Linked DNA regions of Homo sapiens: region 2 is linked to region 1. The links are chromatin loops, found by intact Hi-C in ENCODE. Cell type or tissue: IMR-90. All regions are shown on one strand. Links, peaks and the distances in the headings refer to the core of each region. The heading gives the core; the rest is flanking DNA. Region 1 holds the start of COL8A1 (collagen type VIII alpha 1 chain). Region 2 overlaps COL8A1 (collagen type VIII alpha 1 chain).

The links. Peaks named below come from ENCODE experiments on the same cell type or tissue, not always from the same donor. Only the 100,000 strongest peaks of a DNase experiment are listed, where the experiment ranks them.
Region 2: a loop joins it to region 1, with 8 times the contacts of the local background. A loop is called at or near these places in 9 of 110 quality-filtered maps.

The regions. Positions count from the first base shown.
Region 1 is chr3:99,636,506-99,653,206 of GRCh38, forward strand. COL8A1 (collagen type VIII alpha 1 chain) reads left to right here and starts at 2,089. Exons shown (of 4, transcript NM_020351.4): 1 at 2,089-2,159. It overlaps LOC124909401 (a long non-coding RNA gene), which reads right to left and starts at 2,175. Exons shown (of 2, transcript XR_007095981.1): 1 at 2,082-2,175; 2 at 863-1,429. In IMR-90, for the core only: a CTCF peak has its summit at 8,865 (motif pointing right); a DNase peak (open chromatin) is centred at 8,876; H3K27ac peaks cover 1,947 bases.
Region 2 is chr3:99,781,839-99,798,539 of GRCh38, forward strand. It overlaps COL8A1 (collagen type VIII alpha 1 chain), which reads left to right. Exons shown (of 4, transcript NM_020351.4): 3 at 8,842-9,172; 4 at 12,392-16,701. The coding sequence starts at 8,845. The coding sequence ends at 14,298. Among named protein-coding and RNA genes, the nearest start is that of CMSS1, 28 kb to the right of the region's middle. RefSeq lists an enhancer at 12,333-13,332. In IMR-90, for the core only: a CTCF peak has its summit at 7,726; a DNase peak (open chromatin) is centred at 7,703.

The DNA of each region.
Region 1 (16,701 bases), core at 6,549-11,548:
AATTTGAAAACTCTGGTGTCAAATTTGTGTTTACGATAAAAATTTTAAATTTTTTATTTCATATATGATTGTTCTTGCCTCATATCCCGGGCACATGGGAGTTTATTTCGTTGACTCCCAGACGTAACCAATTGAGAATAAGCTTAGTTACAAAGGAAGTAATTGAGGCTTTGAGCTCTTGAAGCTAACAGATGGAAATACGTATGTAAAAACCTAAGTGCTGTGTAAACTCGGCACATATGGACGTAGGTATTATTATTATCCAAATGGCACTACTGGGTATTTTCTTAATAGATTCTTTTAAAATGCTTTTTTATAGTTGTGGGCCTTTTTTAGACGAATAGTTCTTAAGAAGAGGAGGGGATTTTGTCCCTCAGCGACATTTGGCTAAATCTAGAGACATTTTTTATTTTCACAGCTGGGTGGCGAGTGCGGAGTGGGTACTGCTACTGGCATCTGGTGGGTAGAGGCCACGGACACTGCTTAACATTCTACAGTGCACAGGAGAGGTCCCTACAACAGAGAAATATTCTCCCGAAAGTTTCAGTAGTGCTAAGTTTGAGTAATTCTGCTCTTCACCATCAAGTTTCCTTCTCTTGGAGCCTGCTACCAGCCAATGACATCAGGATCTAACCTGAGACGAACCTAGGTGTTCTATACGGCAGCCTGGTGTACTGAAGAGTGCCTAAGGTTTGCAAGCTCGCTAGCTGTGGCTCCCCCTCTCGCTAGCTTGAGCTAGTTATTTAAACCCTTAGAGATGCCTTTCTTTAAATTAAAAAAAAAATAAATAAATCTGCACAATATGAATCATACCTACCTCATAAGGTTGCGGTGAACACTGAATGAAGTACATATATACATATTCAGTACAAGTTCGTTCCTTTATTATTTCCAGCCTACCCATCCCTCCCCCCTCCCATTCCCGCCTTTTCCCCCTCCCGGTACTGTATCTCCCACCCCAAGTCTCAGGTTCTCTTTTAAAATGCTTTAATTCCTTTGGTGGCAAAAATCAGGCTTGGGCTAGGAAGTGAGTCACCACTCAGCAGCGAAAGGAGCTTGTTTTTCTTTCTCTGAATGCATTTCTTAGTAATTTCAGACTGATCCTTTAGCCACTTGTTGGTTGAATCCTCTCTTAATGTTTAAGACACACTGAGAAAGAACTGTGGCACCAAGACGTTTTCCGATTGTTAGGAATGAGAGTGTTTTAAATACCGAAAATAACCAGAGGGCAGAGAGCTCTGAAATCCTACGTTACATAAGCAGATGCTGGAAGACCCAGGCTGGTTCTGAGGTTCCTGTCTCCACAAGCAAGTCCACGCGAATCCTCCCCGTTGCTGGATTTACTTTAATGCTGCCGAAGTCTCAAAAGGGGCCTCTGGATGCTCAGAGGACAGGCAGCGCAGGAACTTCCTTGTCAAATAAGCCTTGCCTGGAGGGAGAGGGATGGGGCGATTTTCACCCGCGGGCGGTGGGACGGGGCTGAGGGCTGGGGGCTGCCTGGCTCCAGGCCATGTCAGTGCCTCCAGCTCCAGGTCCGGGTCCACCCTGAACTTTGGCTCTGCTGCCCGGACGCCCAGCTTCACCTCCCTTGCCTCGCTTAGAAACCCTTCAGTTCTCCCGGACCGCTATGTAGCTTTTCAAATTCCCAAATTCACAGAAAACACCTTCAAAAGTCACAATCACCCACAACTCCCTCTGCCAAAAAATGTCATGCAAAAACGGAAAATACTCCGATTCCCCTTTCCTCCCAGACACTCTCTCTCTCTCTGTCTCTGCTATTCATTTTCTCCCCCACCTTTCCCCATCTGTGGTCAAGATCCCTTTCACTATTTCTAGTTCCCTCTCTTTTTTCCCTTCTCCCTCTCTCTCCCTTTTCCACTCCTTCCTCCGTTGTGACCGCGCTCCCCCTCCCCCCGCCCCGTCGTCTCTCCTCCGCCTTGCGGGCTCCAGTCTCTGCCCGCCCCTCCCCAGAGAAGAGTGTCCAGCTCCTCCAGAGGCTGCCCGCCCGCCGCTCCTTCCCTGCCCACCTACTATGAGGAGCAGCTCCTCCCACCTGCCCATAAAAGCCAAGTGCATGTTACCAGCAGCGGATCACAGCCCTTCCCCGATCCTCTCCGTGGGAGCCAGCGAGCCTCTCTCCCTGATCTTACGTGCTCAAGGTAAGACAGCACTTCTGCAGGCAGCTCACCTACCAGGGGTTGCTATGGGGGAATAAGTCACCCTCTGGCCAACGCGTTTGCTGTTTGGTTAGAGCTGATTCTTACGGATGCGCGATCCGCTGCTCCTTTAACTAGCAACTGGTTTGAAAACAAACTTCTGTTTGAATGGTAAAATAAAAGCTCCTTCAGGGAAGAAACAGCAGCATAAATATTGCGAAACCTTTCTCTTTTTAAATCACTTTTTCTCCTGTTGCTGACTGTTGCTTAGGTTAAAATGTATCTGTTTGGGGTGTTGTACTGACGTTTTTCACTGTACATATTTCACACATCAGTGGGGGCAAGGAAAACGTTGTCCCATTGTCAAAAATGTACTTTAAAAGAACACAGTTAACTTCCTAAAAATAGCACAGTCAAAAGGTCTGCTAACAATTTTGTGATGTTTTCCAAACCCCCAAGACAGCTTCTGTGAGTCCTTTAAAAAAATATCTTTCCAGGTTTTAGCGCTTGGAAAAAAATGATGTGAACGGGTGCCCTTTGCACGGGGACAGTAAGTAATCAGGTGGCTGGTAGATAGGAAGGAACAAATCCAAATTCACAAGCCAGGGTAGAATGTGCTCTCTCACCAGGCTATCTTTTCACGACATCCTAAAATGAGAATTACGATGGAACTAAGAAAGTGTATAAAAGAACTTCATGAATTTCTGTACACACACCTAAACATAAAGTGTTTCAATATGTTTCACAGTAAGAGAATAATACAGGCCAGATTATACAATACTTCTGTGCACACCAGATGGTTGTAAAGAAAGATCAGCGAGAAAGGCTTTGGAAGTTTTAATCCTTCTTTCCACCTTTTTTCCCCCGCATTTAGTAAATCACAACCTACCTGACTGGCATCCAATTATCAGAGATATTCAGTGTTTAAGCTACCCTCTTTAAAAGAAAATGATCTCTTCTTATTCCTAAGGTAGAATAAATGTGCACCTGTGAAAGGAAAAACATACTCCACAGCCACTTCTGTAAAACCAGACACTTGGTCCATGAAGTTTGCCATCAAATTCTGTGGGTTGTGTGGGATGAAACTCTCTCAAGTGGGAGAAAAACCCTCTTCAAATGTTTCCTCTGGGGAATTGCTCAAGACCACTTAGAGAAGGCAAACCAAAAGTACCAGTCAGGAAACCAAACCACTCTTTTAGCCCTTAAGGTTCTTAAAGTAAGAAGAGAAATGTTTCACTTTTTTATTTTTTTGTTTGTTTATATTATCTCATGTGGAAAGAAAAAACTCACCGAAGCTGTATGAAATTCTCCCCTATTAAAGAAACAAGACTCATTAGAAATTTAACTTAGGTCTTCCAAACCATTTCTCCTTAGCTTTTGCATATCAAAAGTAATAAAAATATTTAAAAGTTCTGCTTGAGATGGAGAGGATTCAATGCTGTTACTCAAATGCAAGAGTTATATATAAAGCTTCTGTCACGTTAAATTTTTCTTCATTGGAAAAAAATATTGCAAGAAGTGCAGTTTCCTTTAAGCAAATTATATAAAATTACTATTGGCCAAGATAGTATGTGACCTGAGCATATTAACATACCTTTTATCTCATGCCACAATGCAGACTGCTTGCTTTATATCTGATGCACATAGGTAATCAACCATGACAAGAGTACAGGTATGGGACAAGGCCAGACCAAGTATGTGGCACATTCAAGTTAATTCTTCTTTTATGGTAGTGCCTGACTCACACCCATTATCACAAGGATGAAAATACGCTGCTTCATTCACCAGATCCCCTTGAGGGAAGTTATCTTTTCTTGGGGTGGAGGGGGAAATGCTCCCAGTTTAAATGAGCTTCCAGTTATTCCTAAGTTTGGGGATAAAAGTATTCTCCAAGGGTTTACTTCTGCTTTCTCTGGCAATTAATCCACCGGACCAGCTATGGACCGTTAAACAGTAACTGCCTTCCCTATGTCCCATCAAGTTCAAGCCCCTAAATAACTGAGTGAGATCATCTTAGATTGCTCATGATCTAAGTTTCCCAGGAGCAAAGCTATCCTTTCTCCATAGGGTACATACCAAGCAAGATGACACTGCTCTTCTTAAGCTTTTAGAAAAATCAGTGTCGAAGTTTCATGTAGTCGCCCCCAAATCTCCCCTTCTGCATGGGATGTGGATACTTCACGTGAGTCTCCTCTTTTTGCCATTATATAGCTGCCTCTTGATCAAGTCCATGACTATACCCAACCAATGCCATTGAGGCAGACTTGGGAGGACTTCTTAATGTTTCTCAGAAAAGATAAGATGAGAAGCTGCCGCTTTCACTAGAGACACAAGAAGGGAGCTCTACTGATTTTGAGGGCTTGCTGATCCTACAGAAATGTGCATTTTAGATGTTCTACTACTGTCAAAATTATAAAATGATATCCTTTTCATGATCAGAAAACATATGCCACTTTATTCCTATTTATGAAATAAAAATCAAGGAGAAGAGGATTGGGGTGAAAAGGGACTTGAAAGAGAAGCTGGAGGAATCACAGAAGTGCCCTAGGAGAAAAGCAAGATTAGGAGCTCTGTTACGAAACGCAACTTCTCCCAACCCTCATTTATGTGAACATGAGGGGATGGGGAAGAGCAAAAATCCATGTCTGCTCTTGTCTTTTTATTTGTTTGTTGTTTTTTAATCAATGAGAGTATAAGATCCATCTCTACTATGCCCTTCTTCTTAGCCCTCCTTCTTTAGCAGAAAAGAACAGCTTGGTTCTAATGATGAAAATGATTTCAGGTTTGCCCCATATTTAAAAACCCACAGTAATTTGCTAGTCATAATTCTAAAAGCTATACTATGAGTTAAAATAAAAAACTCCTTAAAACATGTTTTTAACTAACAGATGGGTCACGTCAACAAAACCAACCCTAAGTCTCCTGAAAAGTGTAATGTTGAGTGCTTATTTGTAAGTTAAAAGTTAGAAACAGCAATTTACTCCTTATCCATGGTTACTCACTTTGGTATGGAAACTTGCAGACAGATTGAGACACACCGTATTTCCTAAAACCTCTGGTCCTCCAAGTAACCCTCTGGGAGCTAGGTGTTTCTGCCTTGACCTCCTTCTCTTCAACCAGACCCCTATAAACATACATGTACATAAGTTAAAGAAGGTACAGATCTTGAAACTTGAGTGTATTCTTGTGAAAGGTGCACTGGTCTAACTATTGAGTGAAAAGAAAACCAAAAGGAGAGGAGAGGAGAATTAAGGGGAGAATGAATGCCCTTTGGAATTTAGAGAATCTTTCTTTTTAGCATTGTGTGAAAAGGATATCTCAATCCCTAAAGCATCTGGGAATACACATTTATTTAAAGAACCTGTTCAAAAGTTGTCACAAAATGCTAAGAATATAATGAAGAAGATCTTCCAGTGACCTGGCAGATATTAACAGCAGGTTACACCCCACACTACTAAATTATAGCTCTATTAAACTTCCCCTTTCTAGAGAGATAAGGAGTGAGAAGTATGAGCATTAACCACATTTCAACACAAACAGAGAAAAGCTGCTAATGAGAGATCCCTCTATCACTTTAGTAACTCCATTTGTTGTTTGAGGGAGAAGGTTCTTCATAGTTTTTCCTCAAGCAGATTTGCAGGAATGGGGTTAAAGGGAGTCACACAAGGTTAGAATGTCTACAAGCCTGAAGTCGTGTGTACTCAAATTCATGAAGCCATTGAAATTGCATCAGATCAAACTGAAGTGAATAAAACAAAAAGTGTTCACCAAAACTGATCACAGAGTAATCAATAAAAATAAAAATAATGAATTCTAACTTCTCAATGTAGGATAAGAGCAAAAGCAACAACTTTAGCTGACTATGTAAAATATGAACACACACCTGACAATTCACCTTCGGTGTCCTCTATTTATTTGGGGCTCACTTCCATCGTCCCTCCTGGACAACAAAAACTGACCCTTCTCTCCTTCAGCAAACCTTTCAGGATGTGCAGATGCAGTCATAGTCCCTCTGTGACATTTCCTTTGTTCTTTCCCTGGAAAAAATCTCTTTTTAATTCTCATAGAACAAGTTTCTAAAGAACCACTCATACTTGTGGCTTCTCTCATTACCAAAAATTTCCTCATACTTCTCTTAAATAGGATATAAATTTTCACCCTATCAAATGTAAAAGCTTCACATTTTTCTAAACTTTAATTCACATACCTAGAAGAAAGTAATTTAAAATTGCTACTTGCCTCCAACAGAATATCTGAGATGAGGTTTCAAAGCCATTTTACTTATCCAGTACTTATTATAACTTCTTGGAAATTAAAAAAACTTTAGAGAATCATAAAAGATAAATGCTGGAAAAGACCTTGGAGCTAATTGTAACTAAAAGTTAATTTTACAGGTGCAAAAGATCAGAAAGATTAATGTCTTTCCCCAGGCCACCCAGATGAGTACAGCACACCCAAGGCTGGAGTTCATACAGCCAGTTTCTCCAGCCAGTGCTTAATCTTGAATAACTGCAGTGTGGCTCCTCGTATAATGTGAATCTAAGGTGTCTTTGACTATGCTGAGCATTCCGTAGGCACTTAACATACAGGGCTCTCAGAAACCATAGCTTGGTAGAGGTTTGGACTACAGCTATACCTCTACTACCAAATGTCTAGGACACGTTGACATAAATTCTTGTGAAGAGTGAAGTCAATGGTCATCACCATCACAGGGATGGTATGTTTTTAACCAGCCCAGGATATGGTACATAGTAGCTGCTCAGTAAATCTGTGTTGAGTGGGTGAATGAATGGGGAAAAAAGCTAAGTATAAAATATCCATTTTCCTAAACTCCTTTCTTACTTGTAGAAAATATAGTCTATAAAACTACTTTCTACAAAGTAATGGATTTACAAAGTAAATTTTACTTCGTAGAAAACAGTCTATACAGACATACAGTGACTCAGGTCTCAAATGTATTGAGTTTAAGATTCTCCCTTGCTTTGGGAAATCTAGAAGAGTTCATTTTAGCCTTAGCAATGGCTAAGCCGTTTTCCTGTCTGCAATATTCTCACTAGTTCTTCCCATATTTACTTGAGTTCTAGAAACTGTATTATTTTTTACAGGAGGCTTAAGATCTAGTTCCAATATTCATTTGAGAGAACAAATGAATTAGAATGTGAGATTTACAGCGTAACTCTCCTCTTCCACCCAACAGACAAAGTGTTGCCAATTTAACCATTTTGTACCTTCCTCGGCCTCTAATGAGAGAAAGAGCAAAATACCCATAATGGATAATCAGGAAAAACATTAAGGGACACATCAGTCAGAATGTGTAGGTATGAGATTTGTTGTAACAGAGGGGCAGAGGGGAGAGGTGATCAAGGGACTAAGAGTATAGAGACAAGACAGTGAAGCTAAGAGAGTTTATTCCTCTGAAACAGAGGAGGGAGAATCTCCAAGAGTTTTGAAATGCTACAAGAGATTTTAATAGCATTGTCCAAAACCAGACCCTCTCAAATGCTTGAGAGATGACTTTCTGTTTGAGTCAGGGTTCTTTAAATACAACACTAATTGAAGCCTGGATGACACAGGTGTGAAAGCTTTATAAGTACCATATCTATTAAAACTCTTCTTATCATTTGACTGGCCCTCAAGTGGGAAAGGAACCTCATTTCACCTCCTTTTAGACTTGACTCTGACCCAGGATAATAACTCCATGGATGTCAAGTCATTGAAATGTTCTCTGCTAAAATAACAACACAATTATTGGTAACACATAAAGTCACTCCATCATAGAAAGTGACGAAGGCAGGAAAGAATATTCTTGTATTGTTTCTGTAAACAATTTACCCTGAATAAGCAGACAGATGTTAGCCCAGATGCTTCTTCACTTTCCTCTGAAGCATGCCTGACAATTATTTCCATATCTCCGAAATAGTAAGTGTGTTTCTAAAATCGATCTATTATATGTTAAATTTAACACAGTCTATGGCTAAGCATCACTGTGAAAACATTCTTTTAAGTAAGTCTTTCTTGAAGACTGTCCCTCTTAAGCTTCCAATTGATGTGTTTACATCACAGGATATTTAGGCATTGGATCATTTGATGTGCTGAGACTGAAGACAATCACTTCATGTGCTACTTTTCCAACTCTAACTAAATAGGCCTGGGTGTGGGTGTCAGCTGTCAACTTCTCTAGGAAATAACATGTATCTAGCCTATTGGGGAGCTTCTCTAGTCCCCTCTGTTAGCTAGATAAAACAGCTGCTTTTTGGAAGTCTGGGCCAATGGCCTGCATAATTGAGGCTTTGTGTTCTAAGGCAATTATGGCTAGTTTATGGCAGCAGAGGGGTTAAGTTGCAGCTGCCTTCAGTTCAGTAGGAGGATTTCAAATATTAACAGCTGACCGAAGAGCACTGTGATGGGGCAGGTGGGACGCATTTTCAAGCCAACATCCCATTTAGGATCTTCTTCCAACTAGCATGGTGTCTACACTCTGACGATAAGCCTAAACTTCATTCATAAATTCAGTGATGATTGTACATTATTGTATTTCTTTAATGATCTACTTAGCGATTGCCCAGTCTTAAAGTCCAGGAGTCATGGTGTTCATCAATGCTATCAATCCAAACAAGCGACTTCTTGTTAAATGGCAGACATAAGATTAAAGCCAAAAAGTACATGAAGGAGGGCACTAGGGGGAGCTAAGAATTTGTGAGTTAGGTAGCCAAGATTGTTGAGGTTGGAAGAATGAGGAAAGAAAGGGGATCTGTGGCAAAAATATGCTATTGGATCCACAGTTCTAGTTTAAGGACATGTCTAGTCCCTTTTCCAGCCCCCAGTTAATTACAATCCCCTGCTGCCCAAATGGAGAGGGAGGTTGTTCACCAGTAGAGGGAGCCAGGGGCTGGGTGTCTCAATAGAAACTGATCTGGTCCCAGAAGGGGCCTTTAGATTTAAGTTTTTCGGATCGAAGGCAGAGCAAAGTGTCCCTTACAACCAATGGCTAAAATGTATGCCATTGTAGTAGATCACATTGTTAGTTTTCTTTTTAAAAAAAAAAAAAAAATCCTAATTTAAGCCTCTAAGAATAAATCACCCACATTTCTGGCATTAGCAATGCCTGAAATGTCCGGGCTTGTGGAAGTTTATTTGAAAGAAAACTAAAACAATCTTAGAAAATGTTCTTTCCAAGGCTACCACCAGCCAAGACTGAATCTAAATGCTCAATTCAGTAATAAACAAAGCCTGGCAGCTGGGGGTCAGTGAGAGACAAGCACAAAGACTGAGGAAGCCTGCGGTGACTAGACCCTCCCTGTCAGTGGAGTAAGGGGAAGGGAGCTGGGAGAAAAAAAGACAGAAATGGGCCAAATAGGCTTCTCCACCCAGAGGGTCCAGAACCTGCTCCCCTAAATCTGGGTCTCTCCAGGGAGCAGCCAGGGTCTTGCCTAGACTGAAGTGAATACCTTTCTGTTGAACATTTCCATTGCACAGCTGTGTGGGGATGGCTTGTTAAGACTTGAGACACTTGCATAATTCAGAACCCTTTGGGGGATAGAGATCAATTAGGACCATAAAAAAAATCCTTGGCACACCAGAGGAGAGCTGCTTGCTTAGTAAAAATTATGACATTCACAGCAAAACAGCAATCCTCTAAGATCATTTTTTGTGTCCATAGAGATGAAGCTATGGAGTTGGTGTGCATGTGACTTGTGAATCACCAGAAAATCTTCAGTGTTTTAATTTCAAAAACACCTTGACTCTCTCTGGGGCAAGGGGCGTGTCACTGATCGTCTCTGTGCCTTAATTTATTTATCTTAAGCAGAACAATTTTTAAATAACTACCTTCTTTACCACTTAGAGACATGTGAGGTCCTGTCAAGTATTTTTCAGAAAGATACTAATTAAGCATGCATTTTACGGTTACTAATTTAGTACGGTAAATGGATTATACTTACAATAACTAGGAAGGGCTCAAAGTATTTATACAAAATCAGTCAAAATGGGATAAAATGTCAAGTAGCCACATAACCTTCCAAGATATAGCAAGAGCATTTTTGTTTCTCAGAATACAGAGGTCAATCCCACATATCTCAAAAGGCCAAACAAGATCAAGGGTAAGTGGAAAGTAAAAAAACAAATAATAATTAGAAAATGGCTTAAAGAGTCTTAAAAGGCTTATATTCTTACCAATCTGTATTTTGAGACCAGCCAAAGGGGAATTTCTCACATACAATACAGGGTTTCTGATCTAAAAACTCTATTTTAACTGGAGAAAGATAACTGTTTAATAATGACTTTTGTATAAAATCTCTGCATCCCTTGCTTCAACATTTTCCAAAGTGCATTTCAAAACACTGCTACCTGGGATTCATCAGTGTTTATACAGAAAAAAGTTCTGTGGTCAAATAAGCTTTAGAAACACTCAATGAAACAATATTAAACATTTTTATTCACTGTATGGCTTCACAGAAATTTTTATATGCTATATATATTTTCATCCTTCAAAGATGTTACAATCGAGTGTTCCTTAAACATTTGATGACATATCTACCCTGCCTGAGCGCATCTCCTGGGACTGATATTCTACGGAACAGCTTAAGAATAGTTTAAGAATCACTTCCTGCAGCATTATTTCAAGATCAGTCAGAACATGGTATTTTCAGTCTTGCTAGTTGTTAAGTAATACATACTGAATGTCACTCTAAGATATGTAGAGAGATTTCTAAAACCCAGGGGAAACAGGAACAAAAGAAGCAGATAACATGCCTTTGTTCTATGGCTCAATTCTTTATTACAATAATAGCAAGAATGCCAGAAATATTATTCAAGTCTCTCTCTCTCTCTCTCTCTCTCATATCTTCAACCTCCACTTCTACCCAAAAAATCTTTAGAACACTGGACAAATTGAAGTTGTCTCTTCCTTTCCATCCCACTCTCTGGATACTGTATAGAGAGAAGCGGCCAACAATGAGCAATAAGTTCAATAAACAAGGAGCCTAGATAATTCTTTGAACTAGCTCATCAGTCTCTGAGCTGTTAATTTCCTGCTTTATCTTTACTATCATTAACTAACCAAGATCGTTGGCCAAATATTTTCTTTGAGCATTTGCTTTCTCACCATCAATAGGGAGCTAATTTCTGTAGGAGGAACACACTGATATTCTGGTGTAATTTACTGAATGAGGAATTACTTAGTTTATCTATGACACTCAGACCTCCCACTCCATACAATTTACTATTTCTCTTAGGACATTACTCTGGGAATTATCTTTCCACTTCACAAAGTTAGTGCCTGGAGGTCAGTATCCCGTAAGTGGCACAGTTGAGCACCCTCTGCTTTCAGAAAATAAGTAGCTCATAGTCATCTAAAGGAGAAGGGAGAAATTCAAACACATCATTAATGGTTATAATAATAAAAGCTATTTGTTATCTAACAGGACCAGATATTGTGCTAGTCCCGTTATCTATATTCCCCATGTCAACCCTACAAGAAGGGTGTTATTATTCCCAATTTAACGATGAGAAAAACTAAGCCTCCACTCGTTAAGCAAATTGCCTAGGGCCACACAGCTAGGAAGAGGCAGAGCAGGTTCTTCTATCCAGGTCACAGTCCAAAGTCCATGGTCTTCCTGCCCGCCTGTGCTGCTTCTCATGATGTCTTGTCCTATCATGGAGGAAAAAAATAAAAATAAACTTCCTATGACAACGCCTCTGACTCATAAAGAAAGTGAGAGAATTCTAGTGGCTCTGTTCCTAGACACTGCTTACTGGCTCTGTTTCTTGTTTAATACAGTGATTTTAATTTCTTTTTCTTTTTTGTTTTTTTTAATCTAAAAGCATGCTGTCATTTCAGAGCCAAAAAAGTAAGGACTGTGTAATTAGAAAAGAAAAAACAAACAAACAAAAAACAAAACAAAACAAAAAACATCATTTCTCCCTAGGGTAATTTTTAAGGGCTAAAAGTTAGTCCATAAACTCTCCCCAAGTGAAGACAAGTTGCTTGGCACCAATCCGGTAAAAAGAATGACAGTCTAGCATGTCATTCTTAAGGCAATAGAAATTTCCATGATTCTATGAGAAACACTAGAGCAAAGGCACTTCGGCACATTAAATGAACTTGTATCTAGCTCCCCAGATTATTCTCTTTGGCACGACTTTTACCATAAACCGTAGCCAGATGATGACAGTAAACATGACTTAAATGTTTCCCCCAAGCCATGAGAGTCACCTAGGAAAATGTCTATGTTGTCTACACCTGCTGCTTAGCCTGCAGTGAGAGTATATATAGAAATAAATATACCTCAAGCCCTTCCTTTATCCTGTGCCAAAGACAAAAAAGGAAACAAAGCCTAGCTTTTTCCCCCATGCTCACATTCTGTTATGCTTTTTGGCTTTTGTTCTTGATCTTCCCTCTCTGCTTGTAGTATTTCTCACTTAATCTACTAGATTAATTTATACTCCTCTTCCAAGATTCAGATTAAGTAAGTATCTTCCCCTCTGTGAGAACATGCCTGAAACCAGCCTAACCCAAGCTGCCTCGTGGATCTCCTTCAGACTCCCTAGAACTCTCTGTACAAGCCCTGCCACAGTTGTCTCCATTCTATAATGGCATGAGTTTAATTTGTGTATCCACCTCCATAAAGACTGTGAGCTCCTTGCAGAAAGATTTGTGTCTTATTTACCTCTGCAACCTCAATGCTTGGCACATAATAAGGGCTTAATAAATGTGAAAAGAAAAGAAAAAAATAGAGGTAGGGGAATAAAATAAGTTGACGGTGAATAAAGATTTTAATTGTGCTACTCTCTGTCCCCATAAATTGTTCTAAAAAGGGACAATTTGGCCTAAGTTCATTCTTGAAGCCTTGATGTGATTGGGGTATATCTAGATATGGTAGAAACTCCTTTCCATTCTGAAATATTCCTTGATGAAAATGAACATCTTAGAAAGAATAAAAGTTCTGAATAAAATTTAGAATATCCTGATTTCTTTAGGACTTCATGAAATGACCAACACTACCCCAGTCTTCCGTGTGGTTTTCTGAGAGAACCAAGAACCGCGCTTCCACATTCCACATCTCCCTTTCCTCCCCATCCCATAGCATAAATATGTGCTCTCTCTTGCTCACTCTTTCTCTCTCTGTCACACACACACACACACATACACATACACAGTGTTACTAGGCTTTGACTGAACTCTGCAGCTAAACATGGGGCATAAGATGAATGCCTAATGGTATTCTAATATTAATATTGGTGCTCCATATACCAGGTTACACAAAGAAAAATTATTTCCCATGTGACCATTGTCCCAGGATTGTTAGTACCCTGCTCAAAAGGATTTAATGGCATTATGAAATGTAGAACAAACACTTTAGCTTGACAGTCGAGTCTCACAACCTATCTCACCCCAAAGCTTCTTTTCATCTTCACCTCCCTCAAGTCTATAAACAGGAATTAAATCTGATGGGCTACTACTCCCCCAAACATTCCTTTTTCCTTTCTCTACAGAAAATGTCCCCCATTCTCCTTTCAACCTGTCAGAATAACCATAATTTCAAAATCCTATTAAAGCCTTCATCAATATTATAACAAGCACTGATCCTTCCCTATTCTCAACTAACAAGCAGTTACTCTAAATGTCAGTAATATGTCACCTATGCACTGTATTGAATAAGTCAGGACTGTCTAATAGAACTTTCTGCAATGATGGAATCATTCTGCCTTCTACAGCTGAGCTCTCCAATATGATAGCCACTAGCCATGTATGGCTACTAAGGACTTTATTTTTATTTTTAATTTTTTTTTTGAGACAGAGTCTCACTCTGTAGCCCAAGCTGGAGTGCAGCGGCATGATCTTGGCTCACTGTGACCTTCACCTCCCGGGTTCAAGTTATTCTCCTGCCTCAGCCTCCCGAGTAGCTGGGACTACAGGTGCACGCCACCACACCCAGCTAATTTTTGTATTTTAATAGAGACAGGGTTTCACCATGTTGCCTAAGATAGTCTCGAACTCCTGAGCTAAGGTGCTCTCCCCACCTCGGCCTCCCAAAGTGCTAGGACTACTAAGCACTTTAAATGTGGCTAACACAAATGAGGTACTGGATTTTTTACATTTTATTTTAATCTCTTTAAATTTAAAATTAAATAACCACATGTGGCTAATGGATACTATATTGAACAAGAAACTATTTAACTTTTTATATGCTATGGTTTAGGTCCCTTGGTGAGCATATAAACTACTGAAAAAATTGAATAAGATATGCTTTTTTCTATCCCCAGTGAATGCTATGACTGCAGTAGTGTTCATTAAATGTCATGTTCAATGCATTGCCTGACTACAGGGTCTTTTGCCAAGTGTTATGTTATTTTAAAGAAGTCTTCTTCCCTATATCTGTAATTTTAATAATATTGTACAAATGGTGTTTGCCTCCTTTTTTTCCTTTATTTTAGTGGCTTAAAATCCCTCAGAATGACACCCTATCACTGCCTGGATTCTTTATCACTATATAAACAAAATGGGATGAGGAATGAAAAAGTTCCATTATTCATTACCATCTCATTTCTTTTCCCTTTGGGGAAAAAGCATGGTTTAAATACCTGCTGAGACATACAATTGCTTCAGTCTTCAATATGACCATTTCTACAGAGACAGACTATACCTGGGTATCGGAAACAAATTCAGCTCACAGATTTTTGCTTTTCTTTCCTCCTGAAACCTCACCACCTTTTAAAGAAAAGTAGTTCTTTATCATAGATTTTCCCAGAGCATTTTTGTCTCTATTTCTGTGTTCTGCAGTGGACAACCTGAAACACTGCGAAGAAGGCTAAGCTCTCCGCCAGCAGGTCAGCGGAGGTAGCATGTCTTGGAATTTGACAATGATGTGCCCCTGGCACTTGCTGGCTTACCAACAGCCCTTCAGGAATCATCATGCCAACAGGCCAACCATGCAATAAAATCCTGTACCTGGCAAAGCCATGAGCAAAGTGATCAAACATTCTGTCTGCAGATTAGATTCTAACCTATTAATAAGCCTTCAGAAAATAAGCCAGAGTGAATCTCTAACAGCAATAGTTTACAGAGATGTTTAATGATGTCAGAGGTCGGCCACCCTACGTGCTTTCCTTCTGACTCAGCACAGAGCAGGACAAGGGCAGGAGAGCCACTCCAGAAGCCAGGGCAATCAGCTGTATCTTTTCCATTCGCAGCTAAGTTTACTTGGAATGACTGGAAAAACCTTCAATGAAAACTCTTTCTAAAATAATAAAAGACTTTATCCTGCTGTCATGAGCCAGACAACATCAAGAAATAATTATGGGTGTGTATTTTCCTCTGCCTTGTAAAATGTTTACAAATTGTATCATAAGAAAGCTCTAGAGTCAATGGTAAAGATAGCAATAACATTTAACTTGTAAATTTTTTATATCTAGCCATAAAAGAATCACCATGTGTTTAAATCACATTTGAATACATATAAATAAAATTCTCATCTGCAGACATGAGCCAGTGGCTAAAGGAAGAATCCATGACTCCTTTTCCACAGAGAAAGTACACTGGAGATGTTTAGCTTCTCATATTTATGAAATAGAATTCATTGTCACCACATCAGCAAAAGAGTGTTGCAAGGATCTTAATTTGGGAACTTTGAAACATGAAAATAATCTATAATTAATGATGATAATAACCTTTGTGGAGAAACAGTTTGCTACATTTATTTTATGTACATTCCTTCATTTGAATTTGGTAGGGAGGGGTTTTATCTACAATTTACACATAAGGCAGTAGAGGCTTAGAGAGATTAAGTCAATTTCTTTATATCATTAATATCGTGAGTGTTGGGGCTGGAATATAAATCTGGATCATCCCATCCCTGAAGTCCTCTTCTTTCTACTAATCCAGGCTGAATCTTAACAAAATCACATCCAGAAATAGTTTGGAGCATCCTGGTAGCAGAAAAAAGAAAGTGCAGCAAAAGAAAGCGGACTGACCTGCAAGGTTTGCTTAGGGAAAAGTGATTGAGAATGTGCTTTTCAAGAAGAGAACCCAAACTCTCCTCAATAATATGGCAGCTAACATGTCTTGATGGGCTAGTCAGCAGGAATAGTTTTGTAGGTTATCTTCTGTATAGTTTATGATTTTAAAGGACACCCATTTTAAACCTGTCTGTAAATTTTTAAATGATAGTTTTAAATCCCCCTTTTTATTTAATGCCCAAATGTGTGTAATTTATGCAGACAAAATAAAATACCTTAAATTATCTATGGGAAGCTACTACCATGACCTGAATAAAAAGCACTGAAGTTAGCATAAGAAGCCCTGAGATGAAGTCCCACTTTTACCACTGAACAACGCAGCCATCCTGGGCAAGACAGTAAGTCTTGCCAAGTCTTTGCTTCCTCTGCTCTAAAATAAACTTACCTCTCAGGATTGATGTGAAAGTTAAATAAGATAACATGTAAGAAAGTGTCTGCTAGTCAGAAGGTGCTCAATAAAAGTTTATTTAATACTAATGAAAACCAATTATTGAATGTTTAATTAAGTGCCAGCACAGCGGTCATTTAG
Region 2 (16,701 bases), core at 5,844-10,843, 140 kb after region 1:
CCTACTTTACTGTAGAGCTGCCTCTGGATTTTAGATCTTCCATTTTTCTTACAAAATTGTTGTTGTTCCTAAAACATGACTATGTCACACTCATTAACCACGAATTTCCCCTTTCCAATGTGCATACTTTGTACTTGTCATTCTTATGACTGGAAACCTACATCAATATTTGCTGAATGACTGCAGGAATTTTTGAGCACACACATTGTATGAAGTTTTTATCTTTTATAGCCACTTTTTAAAGGTTTCTCAGTAAGCTTCACATTTGTATTCAACCTTTGAATGTGGTAAGAAAAAAAAACCATGGATTATTATCATTATTGTCCCTAAACCACGTTTCTTATTTCTTCCTTTGGTTTCTGGACAAGTATAGCTTATTTGACCAGAGGAATATTTAAGGGGGGTAGGGGGTGTACAAACTCTCCATCATTATTCCATCGCCAACTGTAAGAAGGGAGAGTGCAATATTGAAAAGTAACTGCAAGTATGAGATTGATCTAACTTTCTGACATACAAAGGCTTGAGTACCTAAGTTCCTAAAATTATTATTATTATTTATTTATTTATGTTTGAGATGGAGTCTCGCTCTGTTGCCCAGGATGGAGTGCAGTGGCATCATCTCAGCTCACTGCAACCTCCACCTCCTGGGTTCAAGCAATTCTCCTGCCTCAGCCTCCCGAATAGCTGGGATTACAGGCATGTGCCACCATGCCCGGCTAATTTTTGTATTTTTAGTAGAGACAGGGTTTTGCCATGTTGGCCTGGCTGGTCTCGAACACCTGACCTCAGGTGATCCGCCCGCCTCAGCCTCTCAAAGTGCTAGGATTACCAGCGTGAGCCACCGCACCCGGCCCCTGACATTATTTATTTATAAGTGTGGATATGTTCTTCACATTCACAATTACAAAAAACTTTAGAAGTAGAAGGGACCTCAAAGTCATATAGCTAATGTTCTCATTCTGCAAATGAGGGAACTAATGCCTAGTCAGAATAGGTGACTTACTTGGGTCCGAACTAAAACTTAGGTATTTTCTGCTCTGAAAGCAATGATGCTTTCATATTAAGGAAAGAAAAAATATATATTCTACTTTAGAATTTCTTTTTAGGGGTTTTCCCAAGTGTTTTATAAACTGTTTAGCAGCTGACACTATTCCAGTTAGAGAAACAAAAAAAAAATTAATTGCAAACTTCAAATACGTGAGCTATTATTTTAAGAAAAATATTCTCCAGATGTTTCCCAACTCCTTTGAGAGTGGAAAAAAGGCAATGAACTTACAGTTCGGCAGAAGAGATTCGGATTAGATATTAGGAAATCTAATGTGAAATCCTACAATTGGTTACTAGGGAATGTTGTAAAATCTCCTCTGGAGAACCTTTGGAATGTGGTGGTTGGCCACTCATTTCAGAGGCATTATGTGTGTGGTTCATTTCTAGCGCTGGGGGCACAACCTAATTGACTTCTCAAGTTTCGTTGGTCCCATGAGGTCATTATCTGCCTATAGCTAGTACATGGGGATGATTGGCTGCTCTTAATTACAGAATTCAGAATTTGTTAGTGAAGCATATAATTTAGGCTGTTTTACATTTATAGCCATCCCAGTAGATGTAAATGAGCAGATTGACCAAAACCAGTAAATGTTCATTGGATGGTCTTGCCCACTGCCTCCATGTGATTGATTGACCAGAATCTGACAGGCTTATTTATTTGGGCTATTAGTCCATTTTCACACTGCTATAAAGAACTACCTGAGACTGGGTAATTTATAAAGAAAGGAGGTTTAATTGACTCACAGTTCCACATGGCTGGGGAGGCCTCAAGAAACTTATAATCATGATGGAAGGAGAAGGAGAAGCAAGAACTTTCTTCACAAGGTAGCAGGAGAGAGAGAGCACGTGCGCGCAAGGTGCGGGGTTTGGGGGGATCTGCCAAACACTTTTAAACCATCAGATCTCATGAGAACTCACTATCATGAGAATAGCACAGGGTAATCCACTCCCATGATCCAATCACCTCTCTCTAGGTCCCTCCCTTGACATATGGGGATTACAATTTGAGATGAGATTTCGGTGGGGCCACAGAGCCAAACTATATCAGGCTCCATCTCAGCATATTTACCTTGCCAGTGGCTTTGTGACTTAATGAATACTTTAAGCTTGTATTCCTAGTCAGAAAACCAAAGAGTAAGAAAGCCTGTCTAAGAGCTTGTCTTATGTAAGAGAAGAATTCCTTATTTCATGCAAAAGGAGGGCCTTGATATTTGGAAGACAAGATGGAGAAAACTGACTGTACAGTTAGATGGATCTGTACCTTGTAAAACAAAGCTGGAACTTTGTTAGCTAATATATTGGATGGCAGCTCCTACACATAATTAAATAACAATTTTCAATTTTTGACTAGGAATGTAACAGGAATAACTGTATACAGTCTTGAATTTCAGTAAAATAATCAATCATATAAATATAGGATGGGGATATTATCAATTAGAAACTGTAATGTCAAAAAAGACCTAAGAAATGGATATGGGATTAATGATATAAAGTATTTGAAGTATAGTTATGTGTCATTTAACAACAGGAATATGTTCTGAGAGATGCACCATTAACTGATTTTGTCATTGTACAAACATCATGGAGTGTACTTACACAAACCTAGATGGTACCACTTGCTACACACCTTGGCTACATGGCATAGCCTATTAATCCTAAGCTACAAACTTATACAGCATGTTACTGTACTGAGTGCTGTAGGCAACTGTAACACAATGGTAAGTATTTGTGTATCTAAATATATCTAAACATAGAAAAGATAATGCATTGCACCACAGTCATTATGATGGCTAAGACCTCACTAGGTGACAGGAATTTTTCAGCTCCATTATATTCTCATGGGACCACTAGTATAAATATGGTCCTTTGCTGACTGAAGCATCATTATGCACCTCATGACTACATAGTACCTGGGACTTTTTTCCAGTAAATAAAAAACAATGTTGAGATAATGCTGAGTTACTTACCTGAGGGTCATAGATCAATATAGTTAGAGTCATTAATATCTCTTAATACTAATCAATTTTGCAACAAAGGTACATATCCTTGATCAGATGACCCTAAGGTGGGCTTATTTAAAATGATCTTAGCACAACAATAAAAGGTCATGTGCCCATCTTTTATGTTATGACCAAGTTTTGGGATTCATTTTCTCAACATGCCCTCCCTTCCTCCACCACTAATAGTAAACTGCATGTGCACCTCCATATGTGAATCAAGAAAGGTAAGTCTCTCTAAAAGTTGTTTAGATAATTTAAAAAGCAACAAAATTGTACAAAATACTGAGCTGCTTTTTAAATGTTCCCATCATTATTAATATCCAAGTCAAAAATATGAGGGCTTTCTGTCAACAACCTCTGTAGGTAGAATTTTCAATGGGGAGTGAAGCTGAATTAGGTATTTTTGAAAGCCCCTATCAACACACTAAGACTTTTGATGATGAGGATCCATCAGTAAATATTGAGAAGTCAAATTATTCTTGTCCTCAGAAAGCTTACAATCATGTTTAGTCTAATGGACAAAAAACAACAAGAAAAAAACATAAGCTTGGTTACAATTACATTTGACTTTGTATTAAACTTTAGGAGAATAACAATGATGGAGAAGGTGGGGAAGGCTTCACAGAGGAGGCAGGAATAGAACTGGTCTGGAGGAAAGAAGGTGTTATGGGCTGAGTTGCATCCCCCAGAATGCATATGTTGAACCTCAAGTACCTCAGAATTTAAGCATATTTGAAAATAGGGCCTTTAAAGAGGAAATTAAGTTAAAATGAGGTCACTAGGGTGACCAGTGTGGCTGGTAAATAAGAAGAGGCAATTAGGACACAGACACATGGAAGAAAGACTGTGTGAAGACGCAGGGAGGTGACTGCCATCTACAAGCCAAGGCGAGAGGCTCCAGCAGAATCCAACTCTGCCAATATCTTGATCTTGAACTTCAATGTCTCTAGAACTGTGAGAAAATTAATTTCTATTGAGCCACCCAGTCTGAGATACTTTGTTATGACAACCAGAGAAAACTATATGGTAGGACTGAAATCTACAGAGAAATAAAAGGAAAATAATTATCTTCCAGGAAAAAAGAATATCGTAAATAAAGAATTCAAAATGAGGTCAGGCATGGATGAAGAACATACTTTTGAAATGAGTCTATATTAGTGAAAGGTACCTTCAACTAACATTGTAGTAAACAGGACTCTTTCCTTTTTTCCCCATACGTTGTCTTAAGAAAGATACATCTCTCAACCTTCACATCTCTATCCAAAATTTACTTCCTCAGATGTCATTCCCTACCGTTCTTTCCAAAACATCGGAGCTCTTCCACTCTGTCATTATTGAACCCTTTATCCTGCTGCTATACATTGAATGTTTATGTCCCCAAATTCATATGTTAAAATATGACACCCCCCTCCGAAAGTGATGGTATTAGGAGGTGGGGCCTATGGGAGATAATTAGATCATGAGTGCAAAGTCCTCATGAACAGAATTAGTGCTCATATAAAAGAGACTCCAGAGAGCTCCCTTGCCCCTTTTATCATGTAAGGATACAGCAAAATGGTGTCATCTATGAACCAGAAAGTGGGTCTTCACTAGACAACCAATCTGCTGGCACCTTGATCTTGAACTTCCCAGCCTCATGAACACTGAGAAATTGCTGTTCTTTATAAACCACTCAACCTATGGTATTTTGCTACAGCAGCCCTAATGACTAAGACACCTGCATTGCTTTTTCAAAGCACTCAAATCTCAAATTATAAAATGTATTTTTAACATTTATCACCTGTCTCTCCACACTAGACTGTGAGTTCAATAAGATAATACCTCCACTCTCTAATTCACCACTGTATCTCCAATACTCAGAACATTTCCTGTTCTGAGTGTTCAATAGGTGTTCAATAGGTATATCTAATGAATGAATTGCCCTGAGAAATGCAATCAAGAGAGAATTTTCTTTGAGAGGCATGGAAAAACCAGGAAGGCAATTCTGGTGAACACTGGAAGAGGATTCTGCCTGACTTTCCCTTGCTTTAGGGTGGCAAATCTGAGGGTCTTGAGAGACTACAAATCTTGTACAAGTAGGAGGCACAGAGGACCAGCCCAGGAACTGATTAGAGAGGCTTATACACACCACACACAACAGAGACACACATACATACACAAAGACATGCTGTGTTAGCCTATGTGAAAGGGAAAGTTGGATTCAAGGCAAGGACCAACAGATTAAATATTTAAACATTCTTCTGTATAGTAAGCCAATGAGGATAAACGTACAAATAGAATGCTGATGAGCATTTAAAATATCTATCACATTATTCTGTTAATATATGTATCACATTACTCTGTTATGTACATTACAGGTCATATGAGGAATCTGAAATTCTCTGCAGCCCTGCTCAAATATAGGAAGCCATTTAGGGCTGTTCAAAGTATCTAGGATTGGTTATTCTTGACACATGAATGAATGACTGCCTTGGTTCAGCTGTTCTTTTTCTAAATCATTTTTAACAAGTGCATTTTAATGGCCATTACTGTTTTATTCATGTTAGGTTATCATTATTGCAGTTAACCTCACATTTACTTTGCTAGTATCTTTCTTTGAAAATCTTTGACATTTTAGTTGGTTTTGATTTGTCTTTCTGGTCACACTCCATTAATAATAACTTAAATCTGAATAGTCCTTTTTGGCTTATGAAGAATTCATATTATCATTTGTACCCCTGAACAGCTCTGAGGGATGGGCAGAGATTATAATTGCTATTTTACAGGTAAGAAAACTGAGGCTTAGTGAAGATAAAGGACTTGTCCAAGGTCATAGGCATGAAGAATGGCAGAGCCAAAACTTAAATAAAAGTCTTTTGACTTCTTTGACAGTGCTTTTGTCATATGACATGACACCCATCACTAAGCCAGCCTGGCTGGCAAAGATTCAATGTTCACACACATTAGATATGCTTATGTTCAAGAACACAAATACACACACACACACACACCCACACCCACACACACACACACCAGCTGTCAAACAAATAGAAATCAAAGAAAATATTAAGGAGAACTCACAATATTATTGTGTCCCACATTCTCAGAAAGAGAGGCATGAAAACCCACTATCACAATTTCTTCCCAGCAAAAATTCCAAGGCTCCTTCTTTCTTGCCAGGTGTTTGTATAAAGTTACCCAAATTTGATGTTCTTTTGAGTGATTTGGGAGAACCCCCATACCACTTTGACCACCAAAAATATCCTCAGGGACAGGAGAAAAATTAGTAGGAATAAGTAAAGCAGTAAATTCTAACCAGGGCCCTTATATAAATATTCACGTTAAAACTGAACAAAGTTTATTTAGATAAAGAGCCAGAGAAATGGCAGAAGGCAGACCTAAAGAGCTGGTTTACAGGACAGATATGCTGAGCCTATGAGAGGAAATAATTCAACTGGTATTCTTCCAGGCATTTCATCTCCTTCCAGTTTTCCAGTATTTCATTAGATTGTCCTGGTTTAAAGATTATGAAGTATAATCCAACATATCCACTGAATTGATGGAAGGCTGAAGGGCCAAACATGCTAGCTTATTATTAAAGACTTCACCACAAGTCTGGGGTTCCATAATTAAATTCATTCATCCCCAAAAGTAGAATTAAGTACCAGCTTATACATTACCAGATATTACCACACATTTCTGGTATGGATTAACACTTTCAGATCTCTAGTAACTGTCTTACAGACATTGAATGTTAGAGCTAGAAAAGACTTAAGGGAACATCCAAGTCATATTTTAATAAATGAAGAACTTAAAGAAATTTGTTTAGATGCACATAACTAGACAAGGAATAAGTACTGATCTTTGAGTGAAAAAAGCAAAAAATAGAAGTGTGTATAGTATACTGCAATTTATGTTTGAAAGGGATGTATATGATATGTGCATATCCACAGACTATCTGAAAAATATGAGGAAAAATTGTTGCTTCAAACATAAGGGATTTTAGATACTGGAGAACAGAAGTAGGAGGAAAATTTACTTTTTACTAGATATCCTTTGCTACTCAATAACAGTTTACACATCTGTCACCCCCACTAAGAGTACAAACTCCTTGATGGTAAGGCCCACCAGCCATATTATATTCATCTTAGTAATCCAAAATGGGCCTAGCAACTGTTTCTTCATTTTTTCCAGGGAAAAAATGATTTGTTAGTGTATTTAGAAAGATTGTAAAGCTTGAATTTTGTGATAGGGATTCATTTTAAATATTTTATTAGGTGTTTTATTAACCAATCCTTTTGTAGCCTGTATACACTCTTGGCATTACCCTGGAATAGGATATTGCAAAATCAACGCACATTTTCTAAGAAGTAGAAAACTATGATCCAGAATTAAGTAAGGCAAAAGCAAAGAAAACAACTCTCAAGAAGATGGAAATTGAATTATTTACAGACAGAAGTTTCTTCAAAGTTTTCCAGAAGATACTTACATTAAAAATTGTGAGAAATTTGCCACTTCTCTCTCTCTCTCTCCAGCATTATGATGACATGTCCCTTAAGATTCAAATTTTCATTAAGTCCCTTTATACATTGTGAGCATGGAGTTCGTGTATGCCCAGCATTAGAACTACAGAGGGCAGGGAGTGGGCAGGCAGAATATTGAACAGACCTAAGTGTGTATCACACTTGCCCTCTAGTGTGCATTTGCCAACAATGCACTTCTCTGGGCTGTCTGGTTTTAAGCCTAGGGCGTTTCCAAACAGAGGTCTTTTCAAGCTGGTTTTTATAAACAGATAAGCCCCATTTATATTAATTCTGTTTACTGCTAATTTGTAAAGAGTGCTATTAATGGGCTTAGAAGCAGCGTATTCTTATTAATAGTTAAACATCTCCCTCTTATTCATACAACTCTTGCTTTGTAAACTTTCTTTCACAAAAGGACAAAGATAGACTTTAATGGTCCAATTAACCAATTTCTAAACTAATGAATTCATAGTATTTTAATACAAGAAATAAAGGTGCATAATTATGATAGTGATTTTTAAAATATTTCATACTATTACATGAAGAAGCATTTTCTCTTCAACTCAGAAGACTTCTGCAGGCTTTGTTCCTGTTTGCTCTTTACATTTACATTTATTTGTGACTACATCAAAGCAGCCCTCATCTGGCAGATGAAAAATCTCTACTGTAGCATAAAGCCTATAAATTATCAACTGTTTCCATTTAGAATATAATTTTGGCACTTATTAACAAAGCCTAACCAGGACTGAGGTTTATTCTAGCTCGTTTTATCATTCTCTGTGCACTGCATTCGCCTCATGGTCCAAGATGTGTGGTCTGTTTCCAGTAACATATCAGCAATCCAGCCAGAAGGAAGGAGGAAGGGGAAGACATATCCACTCCTTTTTAGGATTCTTCCTGGAAGGTACACCCATGACAACTATACACAATTGGCAAGAATGGCTGAAATGGCCCTGCCTGGCTGAAATGTCTTCATTCTGGGCTGCTCTATTCCCAGGTGAAGACGGGAAAACAGGGCAAGAAAGGCAGAATCGATATGGGGGACAACCAGTAGTCTCTCCCATAGTCTATGTTCCTACCAATTGCCTTTATTTGACAGATTCCACTATTCTCTATTTTTTGTTTGTTTGTTTTCTATAGAAAGTAGCATTTTCCTTTTCATTTGACTTCTATCATGAAGTTCTGATGTTAAAGACTGTTTCCCTTTTTTTTCCCCATTCTATCTCTAAATAAACTCAAGTCACTTGGCCTTGCAGAGTTTCACCAAGTTGGTGCATTGGTTCCTCCCACAGGTGATGGCTGTGCTGCCTGGCCCTCTGCAGCTGCTGGGAGTGCTGCTTACCATTTCCCTGAGTTCCATCAGGCTCATTCAGGCTGGTGCCTACTATGGGATCAAGCCGCTGCCACCTCAAATTCCTCCTCAGATGCCACCACAAATTCCACAATACCAGCCCCTGGGTCAGCAAGTACCTCACATGCCTTTGGCCAAAGATGGCCTTGCCATGGGCAAGGAGATGCCCCACTTGCAGTATGGCAAAGAGTATCCACACCTACCCCAATATATGAAGGAAATTCAACCGGCGCCAAGAATGGGCAAGGAAGCCGTACCCAAGAAAGGCAAAGGTAACATCATACTCCCAGGCTGTTATAAAACAACAGCTTTCCAAATCTCTAAATTATGGGATCAGAGGGGGAAGATAAATTTTAGAAGCTTTAGTTTTAGAATTTGTTACTGGCATTTTTAAAATGCCTACTGTGTTCTAACCATATTCTTGAAAACTTCAAGCCTTAAAGACACAGATAAGACTACCATTTATGTTTTGCTTTATTATTTTAACTAGCATCAGATGAAATAAAATATATTAAATCACAAATAGTCTATCCCCTTATTGTTTATTTATTCAAACATTCAGCAACTATCTATAGTGAGCACCTATTTGTGTCAGGCTCTGGGCCAGATGCTGGGAGCTAAAGCAGTGAAAAAAAAGAAAGGTGACAAGTCAGTCTTCTGAACTAAGAGAGCAATGTTGTAAGGACCTGCTGTGTTAAAAGAAAAGTCACAGGAAAGCATTTTGCGAACTAAGTATTAGACAGGTGCAAGTGTTCTTAATACTACTCTAATTACATATGTCAATCAATAGATCAACAGAAGGAAACTAAGAGTATAGACTGCATCTAGGGATGACACCTGAAAATCTCTCCTGTTGCTTTCTTGGCGTATTTATTTAGCACCAACAAAATGCCCCTCAGTGTGACAGACACTTGACGATAAATTCATTTGGTTTGTCTGGAGTTCTCAGAAACCTAGTACTTGCTGCATCAGAGCAGCAATTACCTTTGAGGAAGTGGAGCCAGTCCCACTAGTCCCTACAATGGCAGGAAGCTCCACCTCTGGAGAACTACTGGATTTGGAACTTAGAGGCCTAGATGCCTGGATGCCAGAAATGAGAGAGACCTAGTCATTTGACCTTTCAGAGCCTATTTTTCTTCATTTGTAAAATAAGATTGTTGAGAGAATCAGTGACATACATAGTAAGTAAAGTGCTGAGTAAATGCTAAAGCACCATAGGAAATTGGAGTTGCTACAACTGCTCATTCAACAAATCCTCAGTAAGAACAGAGTGTGTTCCAGGCTCTGTGCTAGACACCAGGGATTCCTGATTCATCTCTCCTACTCTTCCCCAGATAACTCCTCAATACAGTAACTACACAATTCGCTGGTTAGAAATAGCATGCCTGAATAGTACTATAATCATATCTATTCATGTAAAGAAAGTATTCCTGACTTTCTTCTCTTTAGGAGCTAGTATTATACTTAGAAGATTATCTCAGACATTTCTTTTCCTTCCTTTATTGAATGGCTTGCCTTGCCTTTGGCACTTCTTGTACTTACTCTGATGGATCCTCATATCTCGAAATGAGTTCTCTGTTTGTATTTTATTCTCTGACAGTAGCTCAGCAAAAAGTACAATGGTCAGGATTAAGGTGCTACTAGTGACATAAGTATTATGCCAAGAAGATATTGGGACCATATATTTCATTTCTCCATGTTATCCATTAGTCCCAGCAGCATGGGAGATCCAGAGTTGTGTTCATCTGAAAGGCACAGCATGTTCATTATAACAGCACGTGCTGTGTATTTCAATAACAATTTGAGAAACGGTGACACCTTTCACATCTATTCTCTAATCTTGTAGTGTGGCTGTATTATTCTTATTCTTGCTGTACAGATAGGCAAGCAGAGATGCTGACAGCTTAAGGGACCCAGTCACAATCTCACGCCAAGACCAGAAAGATAAGCAGAGCTTCTTGTTCCTAAGTCAAGCTCTCGACTTCATCCATACTGTTTATCATTCTAAAATATCTTATTCATCTCTCCTACTTAAAAGCCAGATTTGTATATGAGAAATTATTTGTTAAATTAATGAACTAATATTTGAGGCTTAGGAAATCCCACAGCACCTTCAAGAAATTAAGCAAATCTACTAATTCTAAAGGAGAGATGTGGAAAGATGTTATTGAACCACACAAAAAATAACTCTATTCTTTCCTATTTCACATCATACTGTATTTAAGCATAAGAGGAAATATCTTGGCCATAAATTATTATATTTAAAAACTTTGCCAGGCACAGGAAGAAAAATCCTGCATATTCTCTCTTAAATGTGGAATCTAAAACAATCGAACTCATAGAAACCCAGAGGAGAATGGTGGTTACCAGAGGCCTTGGGGTGGGGCAGGAGGGAGAGAATGGAGAGATGATGATGAAAGGTTTAAAGCCTCAGTTAGGCAGGAGAAATAAGTTGTTTTTTGGATATCTATTGCATAGAATAGCGAGTATAGTTAATAATAATGTATTACACACTTCAAAATCACTGAAAGAGTAAATTTCAAATTTCTCACGAGATAAAAATAAGTATTTGAAGTGATAGATATATTTAGCTTGATTTAATTATTCCACATTGTATTCATGAATCATAGTATCACTTTGTACCCCATAAATAAAATACAACTATAATTTGGATAACAACTCCAATATTGTTTAAAATACACACACACACACACACACACAGATAGAACAAATGAGATGAAAATATATATACATGTTAAGTGGTTATCTCTGAGTAGTGGGCTTATAGGCAAATTTGATTTTTCTTTATACATCTTTGAATCTTCCAAATTCACTATAATAAACACACCATAATATCTCCAAGTTTTATACTTGGAAAAATGTTTCTTCTTCATTACTTTTTAGCTTCTTTACTTAACCAATGTTGATACAAGCAGCTTCACATATCAGTTATCAAAAAAATACCTCAAATACATAAAAAAAAATTGTCAGCTTGATTTTTCTTTCTTATTTATTTATTTTTTTCCTTTTGGAGATGGAGTTTCGCTCTTTCACCCAGGCTGGAGTGCAGTGGTGTGATCTCAGCTCACTGCAACCTCTGCCTCCTGGGTTCAAGTGATTCTCCTGCCTCAGCCTCCCAAGTAGCTGGGACTACAGGCATGTGCCACCACACCCGGCTAATTTTTGTATTTTTAGTAGAGACGCGGTTTCACTGTGTTGGCCAAGCTGGTCTCGAACTCCTGACTTCAGGTGATGCATCTGCCTGGGCCTCCCAAAGTTGTAGGATTACAGGCACGAGCCACCATGCCAGGCCTGATTTTTAAGGTCTAGAAGATGAGCATATTATTCCTAGTCTTTTCTCTTGATAAGTATTAGGCAAATGTGTCAGAACTAAATAATGGTTGTCAGTACTTCATTGATGTGAGAGACAATCTACTAATCAATCTCTCTCTCTCCCCCCATACCCCTTCTCTCTCTTCTCTTCCCAGTAGAAATACCATTAGCCAGTTTACGAGGGGAACAAGGTCCCCGTGGAGAGCCTGGCCCAAGAGGACCACCTGGGCCCCCTGGTTTGCCAGGTCATGGGATACCTGGAATTAAAGGAAAACCAGGGCCACAGGGATATCCAGGAGTTGGAAAGCCAGGTATGCCTGGAATGCCAGGGAAGCCAGGAGCCATGGGCATGCCTGGGGCAAAAGGAGAAATTGGACAGAAAGGGGAAATTGGGCCTATGGGGATCCCAGGACCACAAGGACCTCCAGGGCCTCATGGACTTCCTGGCATTGGGAAGCCAGGTGGGCCAGGGTTACCAGGGCAACCAGGACCAAAGGGTGATCGAGGACCCAAAGGACTACCAGGACCTCAAGGCCTTCGGGGTCCTAAAGGAGACAAGGGCTTCGGGATGCCAGGTGCGCCAGGTGTAAAGGGGCCTCCAGGGATGCACGGCCCTCCCGGCCCTGTTGGACTGCCAGGAGTGGGCAAACCAGGAGTGACAGGCTTCCCTGGGCCCCAGGGCCCCCTGGGAAAGCCAGGGGCTCCAGGAGAACCTGGGCCACAAGGCCCTATTGGGGTACCGGGGGTTCAAGGACCTCCTGGGATACCCGGAATTGGAAAGCCAGGCCAGGATGGGATCCCAGGCCAGCCAGGATTTCCAGGTGGCAAAGGGGAGCAAGGACTGCCAGGGCTACCAGGACCCCCAGGCCTTCCAGGGATTGGGAAACCAGGCTTCCCAGGACCCAAAGGTGACCGGGGCATGGGAGGTGTTCCTGGGGCTCTTGGACCAAGAGGGGAGAAAGGACCAATAGGTGCCCCAGGAATAGGGGGTCCTCCAGGAGAGCCAGGCCTGCCTGGAATCCCAGGTCCTATGGGCCCTCCAGGTGCTATTGGTTTTCCTGGACCCAAAGGAGAAGGTGGGATTGTAGGGCCACAGGGGCCACCAGGTCCCAAGGGTGAGCCAGGGCTTCAAGGCTTCCCAGGAAAGCCAGGTTTCCTTGGTGAAGTAGGGCCTCCTGGCATGAGGGGTTTGCCAGGTCCCATAGGGCCCAAGGGGGAAGCTGGGCAAAAAGGTGTACCAGGACTCCCTGGTGTTCCAGGGCTTCTCGGACCTAAGGGAGAGCCAGGAATCCCAGGGGATCAGGGTTTACAGGGCCCCCCAGGTATCCCAGGGATTGGGGGCCCTAGTGGCCCCATTGGACCACCTGGGATTCCAGGCCCCAAAGGGGAGCCGGGCCTCCCAGGGCCCCCTGGGTTCCCTGGTATAGGGAAACCCGGAGTGGCAGGACTTCATGGCCCCCCAGGGAAGCCTGGTGCCCTTGGTCCTCAAGGCCAGCCTGGCCTTCCAGGACCCCCAGGCCCTCCAGGACCTCCAGGACCCCCAGCTGTGATGCCCCCTACACCACCACCCCAGGGAGAGTATCTGCCAGATATGGGGCTGGGAATTGATGGCGTGAAACCCCCCCATGCCTACGGGGCTAAGAAAGGCAAGAATGGAGGGCCAGCCTATGAGATGCCTGCATTTACCGCCGAGCTAACCGCACCTTTCCCACCGGTGGGGGCCCCAGTGAAGTTTAACAAACTGCTGTATAACGGCAGACAGAACTACAACCCGCAGACAGGCATCTTCACCTGTGAGGTCCCTGGTGTCTACTACTTTGCATACCACGTTCACTGCAAGGGGGGCAACGTGTGGGTTGCTCTATTCAAGAACAACGAGCCCGTGATGTACACGTACGACGAGTACAAAAAGGGCTTCCTGGACCAGGCATCTGGGAGTGCAGTGCTGCTGCTCAGGCCCGGAGACCGGGTGTTCCTCCAGATGCCCTCAGAACAGGCTGCAGGACTGTATGCCGGGCAGTATGTCCACTCCTCCTTTTCAGGATATTTATTGTATCCCATGTAAAAACAAAAAAACAAAAAACAAAGAAAAGAAAGAGATTTTATAGAAGAAAATGACACACCAAAAAATCCAAATGAAAAACATAATTGCTTCAAAACACTTACACAGTTGGAAAGTTATATGTAAGTGAAAATTTGGACCATTGTGTACAAATAAAAACTAAGATGCATGTTTAATACTCCACACAGCAGCCTGTAATTGCGAATGATGGGATAGAGTTATGTATCAAGTACTGACACTTGGTTGTACCCACTGGAATCATATTAGCTGTTTTATGTTATATGCTTCCACAGTAACCTGCTTATTCAGATCAGTCAAAATATATCAGTATGAAAGATCATAGCTAATGAAAGGCACTCACTCATATTGTTTACTTTAAAATATTTATAAATATGCCTTAAAGAAATACAAATGATAACAATTACATACCGTATTTACTTGCTTAATTTCCTCTGTATTTGTGTAGATACTTTGACATGGAATATATGGTGGGGAGACCCGTAGTGTTACCGCCCCAGTGGGAGGGGGCCCTGGGGACCCTGGTAATGCTTTAGTCAAAGGGATATCTCTCTTGTATCAGAGGCTGTGTCTTTTAGTAACAGGAGTCCTCGTCAGAATTGCGTGTCTGTTGTCTCTAAAAGAATGGGTGAACCAATCGGCCTTTGTGAATTTATTCAGTGCCTTCTCTGTACCAAGCACTGGGTAAGGCACTTTTGTGGAGCATTAGACAGTAACCCTCAAGGAGCTAGAGAACCGGATGGGAGACATGAGCAGTAATTAACTCACTTGTTCCCCAGAGTTTCTATTTGTTTTGATTTTCTTTTTCTGTGACTTATTTTCCTATTTTCTTTCCTCCATGTAATTTTCACTATGGCCCAACTAATATAAACACCTGGAAATTACAAGGAAAAAAAATTCTTCCTCTAATAACTTTCCAAATTTGTGGAATATTTATTTGTAATAGCAGTTATCAGTTATGCTTATATAGCATTAAAAATTCTCCTCCTTTGACTACACACACAACCACAGTGTGGTTCTAATCATGGAGATATCAGTAATTTTTAGTAACTGAATTTTGAGGACATTTCTCTGTTTAGCATGTATGCAAACTGATATGTAATCTGAGGTTCCAAAGTCAATTTTTTTCTTTTTTTTTTGAGATGGAGTCTTACTCTGTCACCCAGGCTGGAGTGCAGTAGCACGATCTTGGCTTACTGCAACCTCTACCTCCTAGGTTCAAGCAATTGTCCTGTCTCAGCCTCCCGAGTACTGGGACTACTGTCTTGCGCCACCATGCCTGGCTAATTTTTGTATATTTAGTAAAGATGGGTTTTCGCCATGTTGGCCAGGCTGGTCTCAAACTCCTGGCCTCAAGTGATGCACCTGCCTCAGCCTTCCAAAGTGCTGGGATTACAGGCATGAGCCACCGTGCCCGGCCAAAGTCAGCTTTCAAAATCCAAGCCATAATTGGTGAGGGGGGAGTTTCAGAATTACATAGAAAAATTAATATTTGAAAAAATAATTCTGAAATTTCGAATTTAAAAACAGATGTGCTGCTTCTGGGTGTAGGTAGTAAAAGTATAGGAAAAGAACTGTTTCCTTAGAAGCGGACTGTGGAAGGGCTATGTAGAATGTCAAAGGGCAACAAGAGCCTGTGTTTTTAATGTCATCCTGTACTCGGCACAAATCAAAGGCCAATACAAGTCTGAAAAGCAGAAATAAATATTTTTCCAGGTTTTTGCTTGGGCACATACTAACTGCTTTGGGCATTCTAATCTGGTCTCCAAACACCAAAGACCCATTTCGAGCCTGCTATTAGCCTGCTGCTGACTCTATCACTTGGAGCAATAATGTGGGGTTATGGTGGTGGAATCTTGTATATTTTTGTCAAAAATAAAACCATGAGTTAAGGGGATAGATATAGATGGAAAAATACACAAATAAATACGGTATGAAAACACATGGAAATGTGTCTTTGTCAAATCTGAATCATTATTACCATCACAAAAATTCTTCTCTTGGCCAATATCTCATTTCCCTATATAGTATACAAGCACCATTTCTTCTCAATTTTTAAGAAGAGAAATTAGTCCATTACCACAGGGGTTCTTGTCACTACTAATTATACAACAATCTTTTCCCAACAAAAAGATGTCCTCCACAACCTTTGTTTTCAAAGCAGACAGCATCTATGTGGCCAAATATACTTTGGGTTGTTCTTGAGGATACTGGTTTTGGGCTGATGACTATGGTGGGCAGCATGGATCCATTGGGCTCCTTCTGCTAAACAGCCACATTGAAATGGTTTAAAAGCAAGTCAGATCAGGTGATTTGTAAAATTGTATTTATCTGTACATGTATGGGCTTTTAATTCCCACCAAGAAAGAGAGAAATTATCTTTTTAGT